2 separate regions of the Homo sapiens genome follow, and region 2 is linked to region 1. A link is a loop called in an ENCODE intact Hi-C map of the cell type or tissue named here. Cell type or tissue: heart right ventricle. All regions are shown on one strand. Each heading gives the region's core, and the rest is flanking DNA. Links, peaks and the distances in the headings are about the cores only.

What was found. A loop is a pair of places that touch in the nucleus more often than their neighbours do. Peaks named below come from ENCODE experiments on the same cell type or tissue, not always from the same donor. Only the 100,000 strongest peaks of a DNase experiment are listed, where the experiment ranks them.
Region 2: it touches region 1 in a loop (3-fold over the local background); 20 of 110 quality-filtered maps call a loop at or near these places.

The regions. Positions count from the first base shown.
Region 1 is chr5:80,476,040-80,485,272 of GRCh38, reverse strand. It overlaps ZFYVE16 (zinc finger FYVE-type containing 16), which reads right to left. Exons shown (of 19, transcript NM_001284236.3): 19 at 1,894-8,054. The coding sequence ends at 7,896. It overlaps FAM151B-DT (FAM151B divergent transcript), which reads left to right. Exons shown (of 3, transcript NR_172938.1): 3 at 2,107-2,473. Among named protein-coding and RNA genes, the nearest start is that of FAM151B-DT, 7.3 kb to the left of the region's middle. RefSeq lists a silencer at 3,706-3,815. In heart right ventricle, for the core only: a CTCF peak has its summit at 3,799 (motif pointing left); no DNase peak of the experiment used is centred there.
Region 2 is chr5:81,184,644-81,193,876 of GRCh38, reverse strand. The region is part of intron 18 of RASGRF2 (Ras protein specific guanine nucleotide releasing factor 2); the gene reads right to left. Among named protein-coding and RNA genes, the nearest start is that of CKMT2, 44 kb to the left of the region's middle. RefSeq lists enhancers at 781-1,287, 1,288-1,796. In heart right ventricle, for the core only: no CTCF peak of the experiment used is centred there; DNase peaks (open chromatin) are centred at 5,756 and 8,399; H3K27ac peaks cover 1,811 bases.

The DNA of each region.
Region 1 (9,233 bases), core at 648-8,647:
GTGAGACACAGGCCCCAACTTGAGTCTGGGGCTGCTTTTGGTGACATCTAAACATGAATAAAGGCCAGGCATGGTGGCTCACACATGTAATCCCAGTACTTTGGGAGGCTGAGGCAGGAGGAGACCAGGACTTTGAGACCAGCCTGGACAACATAGTGAGACCCATCTCTACGAAAAAATAAAAAACAAGCCAGGTGTGTCGGCATGTGCCTGTAGTATCAGCTAATCAGGAGGCTAAGGTGGGAGGATTGCTTGAGCCCAGGAACTCAAGGCTGCAGTGAGCCATGATCACACCACTGCATTCCACCTGGGCCGCAGAGTGAGACTCTGTCTCAAAATCAAAACAAAGCACTGCATGAATACAGCTTACCTCATTTTCAGAGTCCTAATAGCTAGAAAGTTTTCCCTCAAATTCCAATTTAGTTTCTAGCTGTGTGACTTTGGACAGATTACTCTCTCTCTGAACTTGGTATCTAGTCTATGAAATGCAATAATAAATCACAGGGGAACTGGGTGCAGTGGCACGCACTTGTAGGCTCAGCTACCCAGGAGGCTGAGGCAGGAGGATGGGTTAAGAGCCTAAGTTCAAGGCTGTAGTGTGCCATGACTGTGCCTGTGAATAGCCACTGCACCCTAGGCCTGGGCAATACAATGAGACCCTGTCTCATAAATAAATAAATAAATAAATAAATTTAAAAATAAATTACAGGGTAATATTCCTTGTTCTGAAGTTTGCTTTGTCTGATAGCAAAATAACCACTCCAGCTTTGTCCTTTTCTTCTTCTTTTTAGTGTTTGCATGGAATATCTTTTTCCATCCTTTTACTTTTTAACCTGCATGTACCATTGTATCATAAGTGGCTTGTATAGATAGCATATAAATTAGGTTTTAAAAAAATCCATCTGGCCAGGCATGGTGGCTCATGCCTGTAATTCCAGTCCTTTGGGAGGCCAAGACAGGCAGATCAGTTGAGGACAGGAGTTCAAGACTATCCTGGACAAAATGGTGAAACTCCATCTCTAATAAAAACAAAGAAAAAATTAGCCAGATGTGGACATGCCTGTAATCCCAGCTACTCAGGAGGCTGAAGCAGGAGAATCACTTGAACCTGGGAGGTGGAGGTTACAGTGAGCCGGGATTGTGCCACTGCACTCCAGCCTGGGTGACAGAATAAATGAGACTTGATCCAAAAAAAAAAAAAAAAATCAATTGCCATATTTAGACCATTTACATTTAATGTAATTGTTATTTATTTTTATTTTTAGGGACAGGGTCTTGCTCAGTGGCCCAGGCTGGAGTACAGCGGTATGATCACAGCTCACTGCAGCCTCAAACTACTGGGCTCAAATGATCTCCCACCTCAGCCTCCTGAGTAGCCAGGACTATAGGCATGCACTACCATGGTTGGCTAATTCTTTTAAGTTTTATGTAGATACGGGGCCTCACTACATTGCCCAGTCTGATCTTGAACTCCTGGCCTCAAGTGATCTTCCTGCTTCAGCCTCCTAAAGTGTTGGGATTATGGGCATTAGCCACCACACCTGGCCTAGTGTAATTTTTGATACAGCTGGATTTAGGTCTACCATTTTAGCATTAATTTTTCTTGTTGATCCCTTATTTCTTTTACACTTGTTTTCCTTGCTGGCTTTATTTTGAATTATTTAAAATTCCACTTTATATGTCGGCTTTTTAAACATATCTCCTTGCATAGTTTTTTAAAATGGTTGCTCTAGAGATGATCATTACATACCAAACTTTTTGTAACCTACTATAATGTTTTACCACTTTAAGTGAAATTTAGAAAACTTACCATATAGGTTCTGTCACTGTCCCCTTGGTTAGTATGCAGTTTTCATCTGTATTACATCTATATGCATTGAAAATCCCAAAAGATGATGTTACAATTTTTTTATTTCAGCAGTTACATATATTTTAACAAACATGTAAGTCTATTTGGTTTATCCAGAGATTTGCCATTTTGGTTGCTCTTCCTTCTTTGCAATCATTTTCCTTCCCCATGAACTTCCTTTACCATTTCTGTTAAAGGAGGACTACTAGCAATGAATTATTTTAGCTTTCCTTCTTCTGACAATGTCTTTATTTCAGCCAGGTATGGTGGCTCATGCCTCTAATCTCAGCACTTTGGGAGGCCGAAGCAGGCAGATCACCTGAGGTCAGGAGTTTGAGACCATCCTGACCAACATGGTGAAACTCGTCTCTACTACAAACATAAAAAAATTAGCTGGGCGTGGTACCACGCACCTGTAATCCCAGCTACTCCTCTGGAGGCTCAGACAGGAGAACTGCTTGAACCGGGAGGCGGAGGTTGCAGTGAGCTGAGATCGCACCAATCCATTCCAGCCTGGGCAACAGAGTGAGACTCCATCTCATAAAAAAAAAAAAAGTAAAGAAAAAAAAGAAAATGTCTTTATTTCATTTTCTTTCCTAAAGAATATATTTGCTGGATAAAGGATTCTGTGTTGACAGTTTTGTTGCTTTTTAAAAGCACTTTATAAATGTTGCTCCATGGTTTCTGATGAGAAATCTGCCATCACTGAAATCTTTGGTTCTCCTATATACAAAGTGTTGTTTTCTTCCAGTTGTTTTCAAAGTATTTTCTTTACAGTTGGTTTCATCACTTTGATTATGACGTGCCTGGGTGTGGTTTTCCTTTTTGGGATTTGCTGTGCCAGCAGACCGGCTTTAAATAGAATGCTATGTAAATGTATGTGAATATTTGTTTTTTGCCAGATGTTTGGAAGTTTTTAGCTATTATTTCTTCAGATATTTTTTTCTTCCAATTGTTCTTTCTGGGCTCCTAAGACATGAATATTAGACTGTTTCATATTGTCCCACAGATCCCCAAAGGTCTTCTCATTTTTTTCACTTTTTTCTCTGTCATTCAGACTAGATAATTTCTGCTCATGTATCTTCAAATTTACTGACTCTTCCCTCAGTCATCTTCATTGTGTTGAGACCTTCCAGTAAATTTTGTTATTGTATTTTCAGTTCTACAATTTCCACTTGTTTCTTTTTATAGCTTCTATGCTGAGACTTTTAGCTTTCCATTTATTTCAACAGTGTTTCCCTTTATATATTTCCTTTGGAGAAATGTCTTCTTTGTGTAGCATGATTAAAATAACTAGTTTAACGGCCAGGTGTGCTGGCTTATGCCTGTAATCCCAGCACTTTGGGAGGCCCAGGCAGGCAGATCACTTGAGGTCAGGAGTTTGAGACCAGCCTGGCCAACGTGGTGAAACTCTGTCTCTATTAAAAATACAAAAAATTATCTAGGCGTGGTGGTACACACCTGTAGTCACAGCTACTCAGGAGGCTGAGACAGGAGAATCACTTGCACCCTGGGGGTGGAGGTTGCAGTGAGCCAAGATTGTATCACTGCACTCTAGCCTGGGTGATAGAGACTGTCTCAAAAATAAATAAAAAAAATAAAATAACTAGTTTTAAGTCTTTTTCTGATAATTCTGACATTTGGGTAACCTTAGAGTTGGCTCTTGTTCATTGTCTTTTCCCTAGAGAGTTGCTTAGGTTTCACAAGTTCTTTGTCCAATCATTTTGGGTTGTTTCTGGGATATATTTGGAATATTATGATATTCTCTATCCTGTTTAAATCTTCATAAGAATGTTTTTGTTTTGTTTTGTTTTAGCAGACCATCAATTCAGTTAAGTTTCAGAGCACACATCCTGGCCACTTTTTTTGGTGGCTGTGGTTCCAATGTTAGTTTTCACTGCCTTTGTTAAGCTGTTCTTTGCCCCAGTTGTGCACCATCTAGTGGCCAATCTGAAACTTGGACAGTGGCCTACACTGTAATTCAGTGTTCAGAACCTTTGCTCAGCTGCTTCTGGTTAGTTTCACACATACACAGCTTGTGAGATGATCCCAGGATTTTATTGACAGATTTAAGGGTTCCTTTTCTTCAGTTCCCTCCTATTTGTGATCTTACCTATACTCTGGTTTCTAGAACCCCATTCTTGGTTTTTGGCTAGAAAGTCAGGGCGTTAGCCTCCCCATTGCCAGTGTTCTGCCCTGCAATGTCTGCCACTAGTGCACCAGGGGGAAGAGAAGAGTGATACCTCTTTACTGCTGCGGGATTGATGTAGAGCAAGGAAAGTCCAGAAGGTTCCAAGTCATTACCCATGGTTCTCCTGGTGGGGCGGTGGGTCTTACTGCATCTTTCCTGAGGCTCTCTTAGAATACTGCAATTAAATTAAAAAGGGTTTTGTCCCATAGCCTCCAACCTCCTTTCTGGTCCTCTGACTAGAAACAGCAAATTGTTCCTTGGACTATTTTTCTCTCTGTCAGCTAGCATTTCCAGTTTTCCTGTTAAATGTCTTTTTTCTTTTTCCTTTTTTTTGAGACAAGGTTTTGCTCTGTTGCACGATCACAGCTCACTGGAGCCTTAACCTCCTGGGCTCAAGTGATCCTCCCACCTCAGCCCCCGTGAAGCTGGGACCACAAGTATGAGCCACCACACCTGGCAAAATTTTTTTAATTTTGCAGAGACAGTGTCTCCCTGTGTTGCTCACTCTGGTCTCAACCTGAGCTCGAGTGATCCTCCTGCCTTGGCCTCCCAAAGTGCTCGATTACAGGTGTGAGCCACTGCACCTGGCCTTATTATGTGTCTATGTGTGGATTTTCTAGTTTATTCTGTTTGGGATTTGTCTGGCTTCTAGAATGTGTGGGGTCATGTCTTTCATCAGTTTTTAAAATTCTGCATTCTATCTAAGTATTTGCTCTGTCCTATTCTTGCCTCTCCTCTCACAGCTAATGAAGCACTTAGGATTTTTCACTGTATTCTCTACAGGTCTTCTGTTTTTTTTTCCAGCTGTTTCTCCCATGGTGCACTGTGAATAGTTTCTCCTGAGTTATCTTCCAGTTTATAAACTACCCCAATTGGCTACATTCTATTACATCTATTTACTGAGTTTTAAAGTGCAGTTTTTATGTATATTCTTGTAATGTTTATATTCAGTTCTTTTCCAGATTAGCTCCACAACTTTTTATCGTATAGTTTCCCATTTCCTGCAAGTACATTCACACACCTTATTTCCTTAAACAAAGAAAACAAATCTAATACCTATATCTGTGAGTTTGTTTTCATTGCTTCAAGTAATTCTTGCCTCTGGAATCTAGTTTCCTTATATGACTACTTTTTACTATGTGTTACTAGACATATTTGAAAAGTAATTTGAGGCCTACAATGAAATTACTTTTCCATGAAAAGTATTTACATTTTATTTTCTCTGTCACCTGGAGGCATTACTAGTGTGGGAACACCTTAAAGGAAGCTCAGTGCTTAAGATTCTTTAGATCACTGGGGCAATTCTAAACTTGCCTGTTCTTTTACATTGGTTCTTCCACCTCTGATTCATTATCATCCTAAAGGTGAAAGTATTTGGGAGTCTCAGCCTATTGTGTGGAGGGTCTCCTGTTAGGTTCATCACCTTATATGGGCCCTGAACTTTAATTTCTGTCCCCCTCACTCATAAGGTTGTCAGAGTAAGGGTACATGCTTGCTTCTCTTATTCTCTTTACTTTTGGACTTGGCATTCCTTATTGTCTGGAAAATCTCTTTGATGTTTTAAGATTATTCTTGTATTTTAATCAGGAATTGTTTTCAACAGGAACATGATGTAAATATCCTAGCATGCAATTTTCAGAAACAAGTAGTTTCCCACAATTGAATCTTTGCTCCTACAGGGCCAAATCCTACTCTTTCTCTTGGCATGCTCTGCACTTAAGCGCATACTACTTGTGGCATGGAATCCATAAATGTTGATAAAGAACTACGCCTAATTCTGTCAGAACAATTAATCATTTTTAGAAATTTTTGCTTAGAAACCTGGTAAAGTGCTCTGCATGTAGCAAGTATACGAACACACAAAGTTTGTTGAATAGCTGCATAAAACAAATGGGCTAGATTTTACTTCATATTTCAAAATTCAGAGAAAGAGAGTAGTATTAAAAGACATAAGCCAAAAATAGATCATTGCAGACTGAGTACAAAGAACCATTCTATTTCTTCTCTTAAAAAATTAAAATTTCAAATTAAGTACCAATGACCAAATAAGTAACAAACACATTCAGAAACATACTATATGTCTACAAAGAATACTTCAAAATGTGCCTCCAAACTTCAGGCACATAATTCCAATTTTTATTGAATATAGAGATTTTATGAAAACAAATCCAAAGCTGTCCCATCATGGAACAGCCCTCTACCATTTGGTTATTTTAAGACTGTTCAATTACTTACATGGCAGAATACATACACTATATTTAGAAAACATAAATTGGGTTTGATATGCAATTGTTTTCATCTTACACCATTTCAATAAATTTCACAAATTATAACAGGTTGCCATTTTATTGAATATCTGCGACACTTTACATTGTTCAGGAAGTAGCTACTTCCAGAAGGCTGATATTCTCCTCCAAATTGTCTTTGGCTAAGTACTACAGATGTGATTCAGTCCAAACTATATGCCCAAACTGATTAAAATTCTCAGTCTCTCCTAGCTTGAGACCTCAGATCCTGAGTTATAACTTTGACTTGATCTTCAAGTTGAGATGCTTCATAAATATTTTTCTTAAAACAGGGCTATTTAACATAATTTCTTTTTCTTGAAATATATGAGTGTTTTTGATACAAAAACATATATTACACATGAGAATGTTTAAAGCATCAAAATAATGATTAAATTTTTTACATAACTTAAATGACAGGACTACAATATGCCCCCCACTTTTTTGCTGTTTGAAGTAAAGAGGAAAGCTCTGTAACAATTTCAAATACATAGGATTTAACTTATGTTAATATCCTGTTATAAAAAATAACTACCATATAAAGAATTTAAAATATGCAAAAGTAATTAGTTCATTTAAATTTATACTTATACACTGGTGTCAATGAAAATATGCGAAGTTGCCAAGAAATTTCTAAGGATTAAAGTGGAAGTAAAAAAACCTGTTTCAGGCTTCATTTATTGCTACATAATGACTACTTCAAGGGTCATCTGGCCCGTCGTCAGTCACTCTTAGAAGTGGTAAATACAGTGGTATAGTTTGGAAGGAAAGGAGGAAAAAAATAATGCATTGTGATACAAAAATATTACCTACATATAAATTATTAAAGATTTATAAAACATTCAGAATATGTTCTTGCTATAAAAACAATATACTTAAATATAGAAGCAAAAAGTCCTGAAGCACCCGCAATTATTTTAATATCCATTTAATCAGGGAAAACTATATATGTGGATATATAATACATACATATGTAATAATTTGAGAAGAAAAAAGGCAAAATTCTGATTATAATCCAAAAAGAGTTTATCTAATTATGGAGGTAGGTCTCCACTCCAATTATACAAATAAGTTATCAGTTTTATTCAAAGAATTATAAGTCTAAGACCTCAAAACTGGTTTTTGTGCCACTGAAATACAATTTGACAGACTTTAGAAACCAGTATTCTAACTGGCATATACACAAAGCAGATATTTCCTTCATAAGGTTACATCTGAAAAGAGCCTTCATTAAAATCATTATTGGCATAAAGAGGTATACCTAAGTGCAGATACTTTGGCTTAGCATTTAAATAACACAGTAAATGCTATAAATTTCTTAAAAGAAATCCTTGTCTTTTTAGTACTTAAATTAATTGTAAAGCTACAGAAAGTATGGATCTCTTAAATTTTTAGATATTTAAATATTGTGCTAATGATTTGAAAAGATCATTCCTGCCTAAAGAGCAAAGCTTATGTGTTTCAAAAATCAGACATATTTATACTTTTAGTGTTTGTGGCATTTCAGCTTTAGTGCTGGAGTTAGTTTTAACAAATTAGGTTGCAATATGTAATATGGCACATTCTTTCACTAAAAAAGATGTTCTATAATGAAAAACACTAATTCTATTTCTAATGGTAAACTAGAGTTGGAGGTCCCACCATGGATCACAGGTATCAGAGCACTATCAAGATCATTTAGATAATGCTGAGGCAGAAGTTGGCCTTCAGATCCTGCCTGAAATTCAACCTAGAAAAAAAAAAAATTCTTGATAAGAAAATGAGCAATCTTGTTTAACTCGGAATGTGAATATAAAATAAGTGAAATATTTTAAAATACAGTTCAAGCATGTTAAATAAAATATTTGATATATTTATAAAAAAATTCTACATTCTCCTGTATCTTTTATCTGTCTACTACATAAATTATAATTGTTCCTCCTCATATATCATAAAGATAAAATTGCCACTATGTCATACTTTACGTTTCCTCTAAATGAACACATAAACAAATTAGAGGGATGAGGCTTTGAATAACTGCCGACATTACTTAAATTAAAAACCCCATGGTATTAAAAAAATCTACTTGAAATATTTCAAATTTGTTGTTGCAATAATATTTAATATTAGACTCTAACATTGGTGCAAATTACATTTTAATACAATTGGCTAAAAAAATTTACAGTGCTTACTCCAATAACAAATAGTGAGTGCTTCCTTGAAAAGAGGACTTTTAATAGTGAGATAAAAACAAAACCCCTTTTCCAGTAAGAACTATGAGTAAAATATATCCTGGCTGGAGAAAAGCAAACCCTCAGCATATGAACTCACCCACGTTTAGCTTAACCATTCTAATGAATTCTCTGATTTGAAAATCTATATTGGATGTTGGAAAGTTACCTGGATGTCAGAAAGAGAACTTTCAGTTCAAAGAAAAACAAATTGTTTTTACATGCAAGATGATCATCACTCCTTGTTAAGAGAAATACAAATTAAAATAATACTGGGGCCAGGCGTGGTGGCTCATGCCTACAATCTCAACACTTTGGGAGGCCAAGGCAGGAGAACTGCTTGAGCCCAGGAGTTCAAGACCAACCTGGGAAACAGAGTGAAACCCCATCTATTTAACAAGTAATAATAATATTAATAATAATGTGGTATTATTTTTCACCTATCAAATTGTCCAAGTTCAAAAGTTTGATTATATACTTCTTTGATAAGGATATGGGGGAGGCCAGGTGCGGTGGCTCACACCTATAATCCCAGCACTTTGGGAGGCCACAGATCACATGAGGTCAAGAGTTCAAGACCGGTCCAGCCAACATGGTGAAACCCTGTGTCTGCTAAAAATACAAATATTAGCAAGGTGTGGTGGCACATGCCTGTAGTCCCAGCTACTCGGGAGGCTGAGGAAGGAGAATTGCTTGAA
Region 2 (9,233 bases), core at 810-8,809, 710 kb before region 1:
GCCTGAGTTTTTAAACTGCTTTTCTAACCACTCAACCTCTTGAGATAAAGCAACTATCGAGCTGGGCACGGTAGCTCATGCCAGTAATCCCAGCACTACGGGAGGCTGAGGCGGGTGAATCTACCTGAGGTCAGGAGTTCAAGACCAGCCTGACCAACATGGTGAAACCCCATCTCTATTAAAAAATACGAAAATTAGCTGGGCATGGTGGTGGGCGCCTGTAATCCCAGCTACGCAGGAGGCTGAGGCAGGAAAAGCACTTGAACTCAGGAGGCAGAGGTTGCAGTGAGCCGAGATCGTGCCATTGCACTCCAGCCTGGGTGACAGAGTGAGACTCCATCTCAAAAAAAAAGAAAAAGAAAAAAAGAAAAAAGCAGCTATCAGTGACTTAGTGGCTGCTGGCTTGGGGAAGGGAAGGCTGAAATGTCAAACAGTTGCAGAGCCTGGAACTATCTCCCTTCACTGATGACCATTTGAGACGGGGATCTGGAAACTGTGGTTTCCAGTCTGAATAAACTAGTTTGCATTAATGAGGCTAGATCATACACCAGAAAAATCATCTGCAAAGCAATAAATCAGATTTTCTAGCACTTTAAAACGAATCCCTGTTGATAGCTTAGGCATTTTAGAAATGATATTCATTCTTTCAGGAGAGCAGGGTAGTAATTAGTAATTTACTATACATGGCCAAGGGAACTCTAGGACATTGGGAAAATCTGATTCTATAAACACAGTTTGAGGCTAAAGAGAATTATGAGAGTAATTTTCTCAGTGTAATAAGTACAGTATATTCCTAACAGTGGCCAGAGGTTTTAAAAGGAAAGTGAAAATACTGCAGAGTGGATTAAAATCACACAAATAATTTTAAAATCTGGAACAAAGAGCTTATAAAGAAGGACTCAGGATGTGTTGAGCTCAGAAATAAGAGGTGGGGGGTTAATTTAATGATTTTCAAGAAAATGAAAAACATACTACTGTTTTCTGTCTTGACTACACAAGATGAAGAATTTAAATTGTGGTGTAGAGTTAGTTTAGACTCGGGCCAGTTTGTAAACTGGGAAGCTGAGGCAAAGGCACTGAATGATCATGATATATGCAAATCAGCCTTGACAGGTCTGGGGTACACAGGTTTGCATTCCTCATGTTCATGAACTAGAGACAACCTCCTAAACCAAGGTGGTTTTCAACTCTTCTGAGGAGAAGAGACCTTATTCAAAACTTTAACATTGAAACCCTCTTCCAGGGGAGATTGTGCTGGCTAAAACCTGGGATGAGAGCCTCTGCAGGGGACCCGCTCGCCTTGCTCACCGGCCACCACCGCTGGCCTGCCTGCGTCGGCGCCACCTTGGGGCAACAGGGACTCTGAATCAGGGCTTCTTGCTGGAAAAGTGAAAGGGTAGGGTTTTCTGGCATTTTCCATTGCCTAACTACAAAAATATTTTAAAAGCCTCATTGTTCACACGATGAAAAAGAACATTCTAATAGAAAAACATAAGGAAGGGCAATAAGTTTGGAATTAAACCCTACATAGCAATACGACAGTACTTCTAAACTTTCCAATACACGTTCAATACTTACTAGTCATTAACTACTCAGTAGGTTCTTGAATCTTCAAAGAGGAACAGAATGTAGAGAAAATATATGCCTGACAATCATCTGGGGACTTATGTTTCAGGTAGTAAAACCCACAGACAATTAAACCCCAAATCTGGTAAGCTCTGTGCCTTGCTCCTGGTCAGCCCTCAAACGTTTGTAGAATGAATGCATAAAAGTCCATGGGGGAGAATACTTGACTTTGAGACAAGTGGTAATAAGCTACCTAAGTTTTAAACTGGTGGTTTGGGAAATTAGTTTAGCAGATGTGAAGTGGGAGGCTACGGGGAGAAGGCACAGCGAAAATGTGGAAGATATGTTAGAACAAAAATAACTGGGAAGCGGCAAATGGCAATGAATGACACTAATTCAGTGAGAAGGAAAAAACCCATCCAGAAAACTATTTATTTGATCATTTGCTGACAAATGACTCTGCATTTGAATGACTGCTAAAATTCAGCCCCTAGTTCTGAACAGCTGTGCATACAGGAATCTTTAAATACTGCCCCACAACCCCGGAATCAGATCGCTTCCAAGCTTACATCTTTACGCCCCAAAAGGGAATCAGTCAGTTTAAAAAGCATTTACCAGAAAAAAAGAGAATTTTTTTTTCAGATGCTGTGTTTTCCATTAGGTAGGTGGTAAATTTATATGGATTGTCATTTTCAAGAAAATGACAAAGACCAGAGGGAAAATGAAAAGTCTGGAAGGGCATCCTTTTATTGCCAATATTTAAAACTGTATTTAACTTTCTTAAGTAATGCCCCCTGCCAACAAAATTATCTTTGAGTTTAACTCTAATATAACTAGAAAGTAGTCATTAGTTATACTTTTCTTTTTACCCTGATCCATAGGAGGGAAAAAGACTGACAAAGAAAGCTGGTGGGTGCATCCTTCCTTCCCCAAGGAGAAGATGCACTTAGAGTTACAGGAAGTAGCATCTTTGACATTCACCCAAGGAGAGACTTTATGCAAAGAGATTGGGAGCTATAAGTTAATGACATCTGAGAGCAGAGTGGAGAGGAGAGGAACACAAAGAGAAAGGCAACAAGCAAGGCAGAGCCGTGGGGCCTTGAGAACCAGTTGATAACACAAATGTTAAGTCAGCTCTTGGCATTCTGAGGCAGCTCTGAAGTGATGGAGAGCACTGGTCCAGGCCTGGTCGGATCAAACAAGGACCAGGTGATGTCAGGATCATTGTTCCCCATGCTGAGGGTTGCATGCCGCAGTCTCCAGAAATGCTTCCAAGGTCCAAGAGTGATTACAAGAGTGGGGAGACAAATTAGGAAAAATAAGGGCTCTCCATGGCACTTGCATCAGAAAACTCTTACAACAGAGATAAGAAGCTATCGAAGTACATAAAATTCCATCAACGAAATCCATCCACAAAAGGTTAAGGAATCCCACTAGTTCAATGGGGAAAATGTTTCTGTTTCGGCAGCTAATGAAAACGGAAAATCAGTGCCATTGAAGGCACACTTCCTAAAAGCTTAAATCTAGCTTATGCTAGCTTAATAAATCCTGCTGTAAATGTCTCACTGTAAGGAGAGTTTAAAGGATAACAATAGGGATGTATAAAAATAAGAAAAAACTTTGGTAAATAGTTCAAGGAACTAGGATTTTCTTACTTGGTTGGTTGTTTGCCTGGACCAGAGAAAAAGAATAAAAATCTATCTTTGGAATTAAAAAAAAGAAAAGAAAATCCATACTTATCAGATAATAGTTTCTTACATTTCATATTTTCCAGAGAGATATGACAAATAATTCATTTGTGCATTATAACTTCACACAGATAATTTTGCCAATTTTACAAATGTGGAAACTAGCAAGCTAACAATGGAATCCAAACTAGTGTGCAAGTTTCCAGGTTTCTCTCCTCATCTGAGACCTTTTTGACCCAGGAACCTCTGAAGAACTGAAGTGAAATGTGACGCCTAAGGCATCTGTTCTGAGGGGAGAAGGAGAGGGCAGCGGTCAGTAAAAGATTACAGCAGGACCCAGCACTGCCGTAAAGATAAGGGTCAGCCTATGTGTCCAGGAAATCAGAAGGGGCCAAAAGGAACTGAAGTTGCTGGCCTATTTAAATTAAACGGAGCATTCTCTATTTCATTTGGGCGGCTGTCATGGGGAATCTGTTTGTGAACAAACACTGGTGTGTGCCTGGTGGATGTTTGGGATCTCTTAGCTGAGATACGCAGAGGCTGACAGTGTCGACAGCTAGAAGTGAATGGGTGCTGATAAATAATAAAAGGGTGAGACTGACATAAAAGTGTGTCGGGCGTAGTGGCTCACGCCTGTAATCCCAGCACTTTGGAAAGTTGAGGCGGGTGGATCACAAGGTCAGGAGTTCGAGACCAGCCTCGTCAATATGGTGAAACCCCGTTTCCACTAAAAATACAAAAAAATTAGCTTGGTGTGGTGGCGCATGCCTGTAATCCCAGCTACTTGGGAGGCTGAGGCAGGAGAATTGCTTGAACCTGGGAGGTGTAGGTTGCAGTGAGCCAAGATTGCACCACTGAACTCCAGCATGGAGACAGAGCGAGACTCTGTCTCTGAAAAAAAAAAAAAAAAAGTATATAGGCCATCGATTATCCTCTGACATGGTGATTGTATAAAATTATCTGTGGCTAGGCACAGTGGCTCATGCCCGTAATCCCAGCACTTTGGGAGGCGGAGGTGGAAGGATCACTTGAGGCAAGGGGTAGGTCAAGGCTATAGTGAGCTACGATCGCACCACTGCCCCCCAGCCTGGGTGACAGAACAAGACCCCATCTCTTAAAAAAAAAAAAAAGAAACACACACAGAAACAACAAAAAAAACATAAAACACCATTTGCAAGGCTGAAGCAGCAGACAACTCATTAGTCATTTAAAAACATCTCATAGCTGCTAGCATTTCACATTGAGACCAAATTTTATCTTCTTATTCCTGGTATCCCCATCAGTCCTACCAGCTGGGGACATGCCCAGGAGCCTCGTGGCACTCTGTGGTGCCTGAGCAGTGGGCAGCATCTCACCCACTTGTCAAGGTGGGATATCTGGGGTCTTGAGGCTTCAAGAACAGCGGGGGTTTCCTGGCCCTTCACCGCGGGCAGCTCTGACTGTACTTCCTGCAGGCAGGTGGCCTGGGGAGGCTGGCCGGGGCGTCTGCTGTCACCATCTCAGCCTGGGAGGTGCAGTGGTTGTCAGCAGGGGCACAGCACTCCTCCCTGCACCAGCCTTTAGCAAGTACAAATCCTTTGAGCAACACAAAATAGACTCAGGGTCAAAAGTAACTTTCCTAAGGAAAGATTGAGAAACAGGGAAAGCATTGGCAGTGTTGACATGTGCTATTCTCACTGTCCTGAGTCAGAAGCGGGTTTTTATGTTTCACATTTTGAGCGGTCTGCATCTCAACAGTTGGCCTGCAAGATGGAGAGGCTGCAAGATTGGGGGTTCCCGGCAAAAACTGTGCAGCCAGACGGCGGGGACTGAAACCTGCTGCTGCCATTTGCTATCGGTGGAACCTCAGGGAAATGGTTCAGTCTGAGCTTCCATTTCCCCATCTGTAAAGCAGTGGTAATAACAACATCGACCTCCTCTCCCTCAAACGAGTGGAGTCACAGTAAGTGACTTAATATTTGAAAACAACTTGAAACAGTGTCTGATATAAAGTAAGTGATACAGTATTTTTTTTTAAATTGGGTTTCTGTCATTCAGAATCCATCTTCACAGAGGAAGCTACCTACCTTCATTCTAAGAATCAGGTTCTCAAGTCACCCATAAAAGACCATGTGCCCCATATCATAACTAAACCGATACCAAACTTCAGGCTGCTCCTAGATGACTTCTATGCAATTCAATGGTTCGTCCTCCTTGCTCAGAGTCCTAGTGACACACTTCTGCACTGGAAGTCTCATCCAGCCATGGTGAAGGCTTAGGGAAAGGGGCTTTTAAAGTCTTGAACTTCTTCAGGAAGTGGGGACAAAAGCCCTATTCACAGCAGAGAGGCATCTTTCTCCTATAAAGATCTCAAAGGTCAGGCCCCCATATGCTGAGATTGCCTTGCAAATGGAAGAGAAGATCCGCTCTTTAAGGGGCAGAGACCAGGCCAGGAGTGTGACAGAAAAGTACCCTGTGGCCAACTGACACGAGCCCGGATGGATGAGGAGGGCAGGGCTGGAAGCAGGCCAGGAGCCGTCAGGAGAGGTGACAGCAGCAGGCCAGGAACGTCAGGAGAGGTGACAGCAGCTGCCTGCTCAATAGCTGGTTGTTTCTTTCACTTTTCATTCTCCTGCCCACACCGAAAATTCTGTGCTGTGTTTGTCCTAGCCCAACCTCCATTTCAGATTTGGAACAATGAACAAGAACAATGAACAAACCTGAACTCAGTGCTCTAATTCAACACTGAATTTTGTGTTTCACTAGGCAATGCCAAATAGTCAACAAAAAAATTTAGAAGCCGCCCCTGTCATCTGTCAAAATAAGAAACGGAAGAGATGAACTATGTCCACTCACATTCTGGGAAAATCTGATCCCTGAGACCTTGAGCACACTAAGTAGAGGCCATCACACCGTCACACACTTTTCCACCTTAATAAGTCAGAGGGCATGTCCCCACTTTACCTCAGATCTGGGACTGCAGCCCCAAAACCTAAATTCTGTGGAGCAGACGGATGCTCATTGGTTGGTTCCTTTACTGGGAAAGAGCCATGGTCTTCTCTGAGATAACAGTGACTCTGAGGTTACATAAAGGTTTTGTTTTCCTCTCCACAAACCTAATATAGGTGTGCCCCCTTCAGCAGGCTTATTGCTGGAGCCATCGTGGAGACCACCCGGTCGGGTTCTTGTTTCAGAGGAATGAGGCACTGTGGGAGACTGGAAGGAATTTTGACAGCTGGGTCTGTTTCCCTATGGTACCTTTGAGTGGTCTAGAACTGTGCTGTTTATACTGTAACCATTAGTCACGTGGGACTATTAACATTTAATTCCATTCAATAACATTAAAACTCCAGCTTTTTAGCCATGCTAGCTACATTCCAAGTGATCAATTAGCTGCATGTGGCTAGAGGCTACTGTACTGGGCACCATGACATAGAACATTTCCACCATCACAGCAAGTTTACCTGGGCGATGCTGACTAAACCCCTTTGAGACTTAGGTGGTTCACTGGTCAAACGGGGGTAACAGCATTTGGCCTGCTTGAAGGTCTGGGTTTGGACCAGATGCCGCTTTCACAAGGTTATCTCTATCAAGAGCAGCATCTGCAGTGCTTTGAGCCTCCATCTGTAATGGCTACTCTGTATGTTTTAACTCACATAATCCTCACCCTCCCACAGAGGAAAAAGTGGCATTAATCCCCATTTTTACAGATGAAGAAATGGAGGCCTGGAGGAGCTAAATAGTTTGCTCAGACACAGCCAGTAAATGCCAGAGCAGGGATTTCCATCAAGATCACCCTAACTTCACACCTCCAACAGGATTCGAAGTACCCCCAGCTCTGAGATCTCTGCTACAAAGACACATGAGGACTGAATTTAACTCCTACTGTGATTTTTGGAGACGTAAAAATTCTCACCTCAGCTGCTATGAGTGACTAGAGTGTGGTTGTGAGATCCGCTAATTCCTGTCTTCTACCTCAGACTATATTTATTTGTTAATTGTGTTATGACAGTGTTAGGGAACATATATTTTAATGAAAGAGTGAAAAGGACTCTGTTTTGTGTGTGTGCGCGTGTGTGTGTCTGTGTTTATAGGATAGAGTATATATAAAACCCTCTTATAATGGGAAAAGGGTGCATATATGTAAAACATACCATAAGCAATGCTAAATGTAAAAGAACAAATTGAGAGAAACGAATATCATTTGACAGATAAAGGATTTTGTCCTGAATATATAAAAAGCTCATAATGTCAATGGGAACAATACTAAAACTAATAGAGCATGGGGTAACAGGAAGAGGGGCAGAGACTTGGAGGCCCCTCTCAGGTGCTGGAAATGTCCCAGATCTTGACCTGGGTGGCAGTTACATGGGCGTATACAGAGGCAGAAAGTCACTGACCTACACACTGAAGTTTATTGCCCTTTATATGCGGTATGTGATATTTCAATAAAAATGCCAAAAAGCATGTTAACTGAAATGTAAACTCAAGTTATTCATTATTAGCTAAAAATGTGTCTCTTTGTTCACCATAAAATGAATGTAAGAGAACTGGAGTGAGTTAGAAATATAACAGCTGAGCTATTTTGATAGATTTTGTGAAATTGCTCTCCCAAGGGACCCTAGACTCCCTGTATCATAAGTAATAACGGAATCATCAAATGGCATTACTGCTTCTTGCCAGTCCCAGTAAACCAGTTGATAGCCTATCCTTCCCCACCTGACATGGAGTTCTGGGCAGGCACCAATGTCTTTCAGTACTTTTTGCTTATAAGAATGGTGTCATTTCAACAGTCAAAATGTCCAGTTCAGTATATTCTTCAAAACTTCAGTCCAGCCTCCCTCTAGCCCTGGCGTGGGCTGCTTCCATCCTAGTGGCCTGCACAGGAGGCCCTTTCTGCTGTCTCCACCACCTCTCTACTAGCTGGCTATTGCTTCTGATCCTGTACCTCAGGTCCAGGGGAAAGCAATAATTTAGTATGATAGTGTAAGGGGAGCCCAGCCCTGGCTCTCTCTAGATGTGGCAGGTGGGCAGTGGCCAGCTTTTCCTGTGTGGGGCACTTTGGTGAGATTTTGGAGACCTCTCTGTGGGAGACTTATGGCCAGCTCCCCTGACCCTGGCAATGTCTGTCCTCCTGTGAGTCATTTTCAACTCCCCCAGGCCCTGGGCTGCCAGTGGTCTTTTTCACCCAGCGTCTGTCTACGCGTCACCCCTCCAGGCCGTCCTCTTGGGCAGGATGCAGGGCCATCCAGATTGGACTCCCCATGGACCCATCTGGTTCACTCAAACACATATGAATACAGCTCACTCCTAGCATCCACCACTCTTCACTTTGCCCAGCCAGCACCTTTCACCTTAACACGGAGGCTAGCTGGATGGTTTCCTTGAAGCATTTCCCATGTGGCTAGAAGTGAAAAGGAGGCATCTCCCCACCTTCCCCATAGTGGTAGGGAACTTACACAGATGCCTCTCTCTGGAAATCTCCCTCTCCTTGACCTCTCCTACCTCAACTTCCCACAGGTGGGTGATCACAATTGCTAGCAGGATTGATTTCACGAGCTCTTAGCTGGTCTTGCTTAGGTGGCCGAGCCACTCCATTAAGGCCATGCAGGCTGTTGCTGCTACCTATTTTACCTGCCCCTGTGCCTTTGGTCCTCTGCCTGAACGTCAGAAACAATCTGAAGAATTCGATTTAACAGCCGGCCACACACATAATTACGTTAAGTCCAGTGGCTGTTAGTGGGCATTTTCCCAATGGCTGGAAGCCCCTTGAGGTCAGAGACTGCCTGGATCTTGGTCACTCCCACACCTACCCCAATGTCTGGAACATTCTGGTGCCCAATTCTTATTAGTGAATGAATCAAGGAGGTGAGAAAACAGAAAAAGGAGTAGCAGTGTTCCTCTGTAAACTCCTTTGGGGAGGAGATTTTTATGTAGGTAGGTCATTTTTGTCTGATCTCATGTTTTAAAAACATGCCCCTAAGCCTCCAATTAAGAAAA